Regions from separate parts of the Homo sapiens genome. Here region 1 is linked to region 2. The links are chromatin contacts, found by Hi-C or POLR2A ChIA-PET in ENCODE. All regions are on one chromosome and are shown on one strand. Each heading gives the region's core, a stretch centred on a gene start or an enhancer-like site at or near the end of the contact. The rest is flanking DNA. Distances are from core to core; before and after follow the strand shown.

Region 1 (3,484 bases), core at 429-2,928, 270 kb after region 2:
TTAGTAGAGACGGGGTTTCACCATGTTGGCCAGGCTGCTCTAAAACTCATGACCTCAGGTGATCTGCCTGCCTCGGCCTCCCAAAGTGCTGGGATTTCAGGCGTGAGCCACCACACCCGGCCTAAAGGTACAACTCTTATATGAGCATCTGCAAAACTTGGTTGTGTTAAAAAGGAAGCATGGTGCTGGAAAGTATCGGAAGCTCACTGTATTAATGGTGAAGTGGTACAGCTCATGTTCCCTGAGCCTGTCGTGGTCAGGCTCTTTCCACAGGGCTCCAAATTCTCAAACAGTGGTCTCTAAAATGGGGGATTACAAGACAATCTATTGGAGTCAAGGAAGAAAATATCAGAAATTATATTTATATTTATTTTTAACATTGCCTTTTAAAATGTCCGTATATGTTTGTGTTTCATGAGGTATATACTAATGTTATTACAGTAGCATATGTGTGTGATTTATAAATAAGTACAAATTGCATAGCATAATAATTAGTAGCATAGACTCTAGAGCCAGATTGCCCACGTTAAAATCTTGGGTTTATCACCCAGAGACGGGTTGATAGGTGCAGCAAACCACCATGGCACATGTATACCTATGTAACAAACCTGCATGTTCAGCACATGTATCCCACAACTTACAGTAAAAAAAAAACCAAAAAACAAAAAAACAGCTGGGCACAGTGGTGCATGCCTGTAATCCCAGCACTTTGGGAGGCCGAGGCAGGCAGATCACGAGGTCAAGAGATCGAGACCACCCTGGCCAACACGGTGAAACCCCCATCTCTAAAAATACAAAAATTAGCTGGGCATGGTGGCGCACACCTATAGTCCCAGCTGCTCAGGAGGCTGAGGCAGGAGAATCACTTTAACCCAGGAGGCGGAGGTTGCAGTGAGCCGAGATTGCGCCACTGCACTCCAGCCTGGCAACAGAGCAAGACTCCGTCTCAAAACAAAAACAAAATCAAAAACAAAACAAAAAACAAATAAACAAACAAAAAACTTGGGTTTATCTCTGTGTGTCCTTGGAAAAGTAATCTTTCTGTGCTTCAGTTTCCTCATCTGTAAAACGGTGATAATAATACTGGAATGCCTACTGCATAGGGGTATTGTGAGAATTAAATGAGTTAATACAAGCAGAATATTTAGAATGCTGCTCTGCAATATTAGGGGTGGTGTATGTTTTTTCAATGATAAATACAGTGATCCACAGATGATGAACTTGATGGGTGGACAGAGAGAGTGTGCTGTCCTGTTCTGATTTTAGGAAAACAAAAGAAAAAAGGACAATTATTATTATGCATATACACATATTTTAAGGTATATTAAAGATGCATTTTGTGTCTGTCTCTTTCTCTCGTCTGTCTCTCTTTAACCCAAAAACGGTGTGGTTTTACACATTTGGCAATTATGGCTCCAAATATTCTACTAACTAGAGGCACAAAAACAAACAGCTCTGGGGCATCAGAGCAAGACCACTCCCCAAATTGCCCCTTTCGCTTAAGCCAGCCTCTAGCCTTGGAATCTGGCTAGCACTGCCAGGTTGCCTAAGTCCACAAGCAGTAAAAGAGGGCCCTAGTATGCTGGGGTTATTTATCTTGGTGTTGTCCTCTGGCCCAGCCCTGCCCAGGAACAGGAGACAGACGGCCACACAGAGCCTTGCCTCTGATAACTGGGGGGTGGAGAGGTTGAGAAACAACGCTTCACTCAGCAACTTCCTGCTCCCTCCGAGGAAGAAGAAAGGGGTGTCTGTGCTAGAGCCACTCCCTTGCCAGCAGCCCAGCAGAACAGCTGCTGATCCTCTGCATCCCCACGTCCCGGCGGAGGCCCTGGGAAGTGGGAACATCAGCTGGAGAGAAAAGGAGAAAGCAGTACATTGAGTGTTGCTTAGGCCGCCTGCTTCGCTTTCTTCTCTCGCTCTCCCCAGAGACAATCTCGTGGCCTGTGTTTCCCCGCAGGCAGGCCCCAGCGCCCTCAAGCCCAGATGTCTGCTGTCCACGCTCTTCTGACTTCCGGAAAGCTAACATCTCAGATTCCCTCTCCCTGAAGGACCTTTGGGAAGTCCCAACCCCCACCCCAGGCTCTTCACTCCCCCCGGGTCTGCTTCTCATTCTCTCAGATAGATTTATAACTTATGTAAATAAATGTACATGATTAGCCAAGTGATTATGTAAATGGCGCCTTCCTTTTCTCGTCCCAATTCTGGTGACAATAATGATTAAAAGATGGAAAATAGAGTCAACATGTAAAAGGTAAAGAAGCTGGAATTTAATCTGAAAAAGCAAGTGTAATGCCTATTTCACGGCAAGGTTCCATTTGCACAAAGGATAAAATAAAAGAGGTCACTGACTCTCAAATTTCCATGAAAGCTCTAAAACGGTAGCAAATCAGGTAAAATCTGACTACCTATATTCACTGATTTTCTCATTAAAATTAGTGGCTCTTAGGAAATGGCCAGGTAGACTAATTGCTATACTGTATGAATGGCTCGTACTATGATTACAGTGATATACAGTATATAGCATACACTCAAAAAAATCCCTGAATTTACTAATAGACAAAATATCTGTGTAGAAAGAGCCACAAATCCAACTGTTAAATTATTATTTTTAAAATTCTTGCCCATATTTTAAAGAATTAATAAAGCTAGCTTTTCAGGAACCATGTAAGAATAAGCAATTGGATTTTAAAAATTGAAATGGTATTATTATGCTCACTCTTGTAGGCTGAACAAGAGCTACAAAAAATTGTGTACATCTTACATAATATTTTAACTCTGGGAAGCCAAGTACATAATGATCATGAAAATCTACTAATTTCAAATGCTGCTGCAGCTGAAATTCTATCTCCAATTTCCACCGACTCACATTGCCTATTATTTATGAAACTGACCCGCATCCCACCCATGCACAAGTTCCAGGAGCCTACAGAACATTTTGTCTAAAGTAATAAAAACAATATTAGAGAACCGCTATTGAACATAGAAATTATATTCTATTACTTAGTTAATAGTTGACCCCGAACTCAGAATTTTTAAGAAAACTTCTCAACAGCACCATCTGGTGGGCAGTGCAGCAAAAACACAAAACAAAACACAGCAAGACGAAACCCACACTCCATACTTTGAGTTCTTGGAAGTGATTATCAATTGCGCTTCATTAAGTTTGTTTTATTTTCCAACGTAGAGTCTACATTATGAGATGTTTCCGAGGGCCAGTTGGGTAACTGACAATTTAGTGGTATGGCCAAGACGTTTTCTGTAACAGTTCATATTTCAAATACTCATACATTCTAATAACAAATATTCTTGAGTTTTATATTCTTTGTTATGTAATATTATTGTCTCGAAAAAGTGGATTTGTAAATTGTACAATGAAATGTAATTTGATTTTTAATTCCTTTAAATTTTTTTTTTTGAGGCAGAATCCAGGCTGGAGTGCAGAGGCATGATCTTGGCTCATGGCAACCTCCACCTCCTGGGTTCA
Region 2 (3,799 bases), core at 230-2,729:
TTAAGGTAGATCACATAATATCAGAGTAGAGCCTGTTAACTCAAAATATCTTTAACCTGTTAAAGTTATCTGAGACCTGTTAGGCCAGGTCTCAGTCTGTTTAGAAAGTTTATCTTGCCAAGGTTAAGGATGCACCCGTGACACAGCCTCAGGGTCCTAACGACATGTGTCCAAGATGGGCAGCTTGCTTTTATACATTTTAGGAAGACATGAGACATCGATCAATACGTTTAAGATGTGCATTGGTTCAGTCTGGTAAGGCAGGACAGCTTGAAGTGAGGGCTTCCAGGTTAGAAGTAGGTAAGAGACAAAAGGTTGCATTCTTTTGAGTCCTTGATCAACCTTCCACTGAATACACAATTTAGTCTGGCTCAGTGAATCTGCATTTTTACATAAACAATAGGGCAGAGAAAGAAATTAGATATGCATTTGTCTCCAGTGAGCCTCAGAGGGATGACTTTGAGTTCTGTCTGTCCTTTGTCCACAAGGAATTTCCTTGTGGGTAAATTGTGAGGGAGGTATGTAGCTTCTTATCTTTGTAGCTATCTTATTTAGGGATAGAATGGGATCAGGTTTGCCTGACATTAGTTCCCAGCTTGAGTTTTCCCTTTGGCTTAGTGATTTTGGGGTCCCAAGATTTATTTTCCTTTCACAAGTCTCTCCCAGCATATGCTGACCTTCAGTGACCCTTAATTTAAAATAATCTGCACACCATGGTGCCATATTTTGGGGTGAAATTCTCTGGGCTTCTTTGTCTGTTAGGTCTAGTTTGCTTATAGTTTTGTTCAAGTCTTCTTTTTCCTGTTCATCTTCTACTGATTGTTCTGTTTTTGAAAGTGGGATATTGAAGTCTCCAAATATTGTTGAATTGTCCCTCTCTCACTTTAATCCTATCAGTTCCTGCTTCATTTTATGTTGGAATTTTCAGTTCTTTGGCAGGCAGTTTAGAATTCTGCTGTAGCCTTCCCTTCCTGCTTGCACAGAGCTGCAAAGTCAGCCATGGGTTATAAATTAGGGCCTTTGAGAATTTCCCTGGGTATGTGCAAAGCCCTTTATATGCATACATCCTTTTAGCACTCCAGGAATATGTTAGAACTTTTCAAAAGCCCCGCAGATCTCCCGTTCTCCAGTTTTTCCTTTTAAGGTTTTTGGTGCACCACTTATTAGTCCCAACTACTAACACTGTCTCAGCCTGCTGTAATGTTGAACAATGGCACTGACTGTTTTCACAAATGTCCTGGGGATAGTGCTGTTCCCACAGAGTGAGTTCTGAGTTAGGGCAAAAAAAAATAAGCCCTGAAAATGGAGCTTTTAAGTAAGCTGCCAGATAGGTCAAATAGTGACAATTCGCTGAGGATGGGGCATTTGAGGGGCTACAAGATTGACACAGGAATTTTCTCTCGGTCCTTTGCCGGACTTGCAGCAGGGGCACCCTGTCTTCTTGGCCTGCTGCGCTCAGCCCCTTGTGGGAGGGAGCACATGAGCAAGCCAGTGTGGGATCCGGCTGGCCACTCCAAGTGCTGACACAGGAACAAGCTCCATGTGAGGCCCGCGGTCTTGAGGGGAATGCAGCAGCACCCAGACAAGGGTGCCCACGACCCTGAAGCCCCAGATGGGGTGTTAGTGTGCTAATTAGCTCTTTTAGTTTTACCATCCATAGCCTGATGGACGGCAGCATGTTAGCAGCTCGGTCGGCCTCTGGCCCCATTGTGTGGGGTGGCTGCCCTTTGCCAGCGAAGGCAAAAGGCCAGTGTAACAGCCTTTCTAGGTACCCACACTCGGTGGGTCCCCAGCTCTTGTCCAGCATCCAAGAAGAATGAGGATATGCTGGCAATTGAAGAGTGAGCAAGGTAGGGAGTTTTATTGAATGATGAAATGGCTTTCTGCAGAGAGGGGATACAGGGGTGGTCCCACTACCCGAAGGCGGGCAAGTCCCCTCAATGTGGTGAGTCTGGGGCTACTGTGGGCTCAGAATAGGGGAGGGGCAGGCTGTAGCAGTATTGGAAAAGGCAACATTCGATTGGTTAAAAGGCATTATTCAGAAAGAATCAACTGGGAAAGGATGTGCAGACAGAAACAGAAGTTCTCACTCCAAGTTGCAGGTTTCATCCGGACCAGTAATCTGGTCTTTCAGCCTTCAGGCTGTTTTTTGGCTTGAAGGTGGGGTTTCACAAGGGACCCGCCCCTATCTGCCTAGGCATTTGACTACCCCCTGTCGCTATCAAACCCACTGTGTTCCACTTGTTTTCACAGCTGCCCAAGTTGTAAGGCAATATTGGTTTTCAAAACTACAGTAGAGCTGGAGAAAGGGAGATGGCAATACATAAAGTTAAAACTCTAAAATTCACTGGTCTTCCTGAGATTCAGGCATTTTTCTGAATAAACATTCCTCAGATTATGGCAAATTTTTAGTTAATTTCAAGAGTTCTGAAAAAGCCAATTTGACAGTTTTTACCAGTGTTTGTATTGCTTTTATGGAGGAGATTTTTGCAGGTCCTTACTCCACCATTTCTGAGGTCTGTTTCTCTGGGTTTTGATTGTGTTCTGTTTGGTCTTTTTTCCTCTCTGTTTTTCACCTTGGATGATTTCTATTGCTCTTCCTTCATATTCATTTGCTCTTAACTCCTTCATGTCAATTCAACTGTTAAATCTGCTCAGTGATTTTTTTATTTTCAACAGTTATATTTTTCGGTCTAATTTCCATTTAGTTCTTGTTTTTGTTTTCTCTGCTGCAACTCTTCATTTATCTGTTGAAATTTTCATGCACTGAAACCATTTCTTTTGCTTAAGGATAATTATAATAGCGCTTTAAAATCTTTGCTTGTTCTCACATTTTGTTCATCCCAGGATTGGACTTGATTCACTTTTAAGAAGAATATATTTTATTTTCTTGGTTTTTCATGCTGGATAATTTTGGACTGTATCTGGATATTATGAATGTTACATTGTGTGGAGAGTATGGGTTCTCCAGTGAGTATTTTTCTCCATTGCTCTATCAGGTATTTTTCACCACTGAGTATCGTCTTCCATTGTTTTATCAGATAATTTTCTTGGTGGGCTTGAATTGCAAACCCTCTCTCTTGTGCAGCTCCAGTCTCTCCTCAGGTCATTTCTGGATGGCTGATCTGCTTTGATTCTGATCCACACGCATGGGTCAGGGGTCAGACAGTGATGAGGGTAGACAGAGTTTGGGGATCCTTCCTCTTTCTCTTTTCTTTGCAAGATTCTCCTATTTTTTTTTTTTTTTTTTTTTTGAGACGGAGTCTCATTCTTTCGCCCAGGCCGTTACTGCAGTGGCGCTATCTCGGCTCACTGCAAGCTCCGCCTCCCGGGTTCACGCCATACTTCTGCCTTGGCCTCCCGGCAAGATTCTCCTAATTTTTAAACTGTTTATGTTTCTTAACTTCACGTTTCCCTTGCCAGAAAGATTGTTGCTTTTTCTGTGATGGCCTCCAGCTCTGCTGTGCTTGCCACACAGACAGCACTTAGACCCAGGCCAAAAGCCACAGAGGTGGTAATTTACTTGTACAGCTAACTCCCTATCTCCGCTTCTCCAAGTGAAGGAACTCTCCACCAGAGCCCACGTGTTTCTCTCCTCACTCCAAAACCTTCAGAGAGGGAGCTCCATTCTTGATCCTGGTTTTTTGTCTTTGACTAAGCTGCTTTGAGTCTTTTTCCTGCATGGTGGTTTAGTAAATGGATCCACTTCAGATGTGGGCAGACAATTTGGGGATCTCTTCTTTGATTCTTTACCTTTTGGGATTCCCCAACTCTATTCCATATTCGTGGTTCCCTGACC

Evidence for each region. Hi-C counts contacts between places; a loop is a spot of excess contacts on that map. ChIA-PET counts read pairs that join two places held with the same protein, here RNA polymerase II (POLR2A). Pooled maps may share reads with other maps.
Region 1: a loop to region 2 is called in a map of heart right ventricle, with 2.3 times the contacts of the local background. The contact joins two enhancer-like sites. A Hi-C loop is called at or near these places in 1 of 168 maps with a recorded cell type or tissue (heart right ventricle) and 2 of 50 pooled maps. POLR2A ChIA-PET finds 5 or more read pairs at or near these places in 3 of 52 experiments (PC-3, activated CD4-positive, alpha-beta T cell and activated CD8-positive, alpha-beta memory T cell).

The regions. Positions count from the first base shown.
Region 1 is chr3:185,173,898-185,177,381 of GRCh38, forward strand. It overlaps EHHADH-AS1 (EHHADH antisense RNA 1), which reads left to right. Exons shown (of 7, transcript NR_038990.1): 2 at 3,423-3,484. Among named protein-coding and RNA genes, the nearest start is that of EHHADH-AS1, 13 kb to the left of the region's middle. RefSeq lists enhancers at 1,313-1,837, 1,584-1,878, 1,838-2,362. Within about 2 kb of position 1,679, at least 16 of the 41 ENCODE cell types and tissues checked have a DNase peak (open chromatin) inside an H3K27ac peak, as active enhancers do.
Region 2 is chr3:184,906,897-184,910,695 of GRCh38, forward strand. The region is part of intron 25 of VPS8 (VPS8 subunit of CORVET complex); the gene reads left to right. Among named protein-coding and RNA genes, the nearest start is that of VPS8, 97 kb to the left of the region's middle. RefSeq lists enhancers at 1-344, 345-1,005. Within about 2 kb of position 1,480, at least 4 of the 41 ENCODE cell types and tissues checked have a DNase peak (open chromatin) inside an H3K27ac peak, as active enhancers do.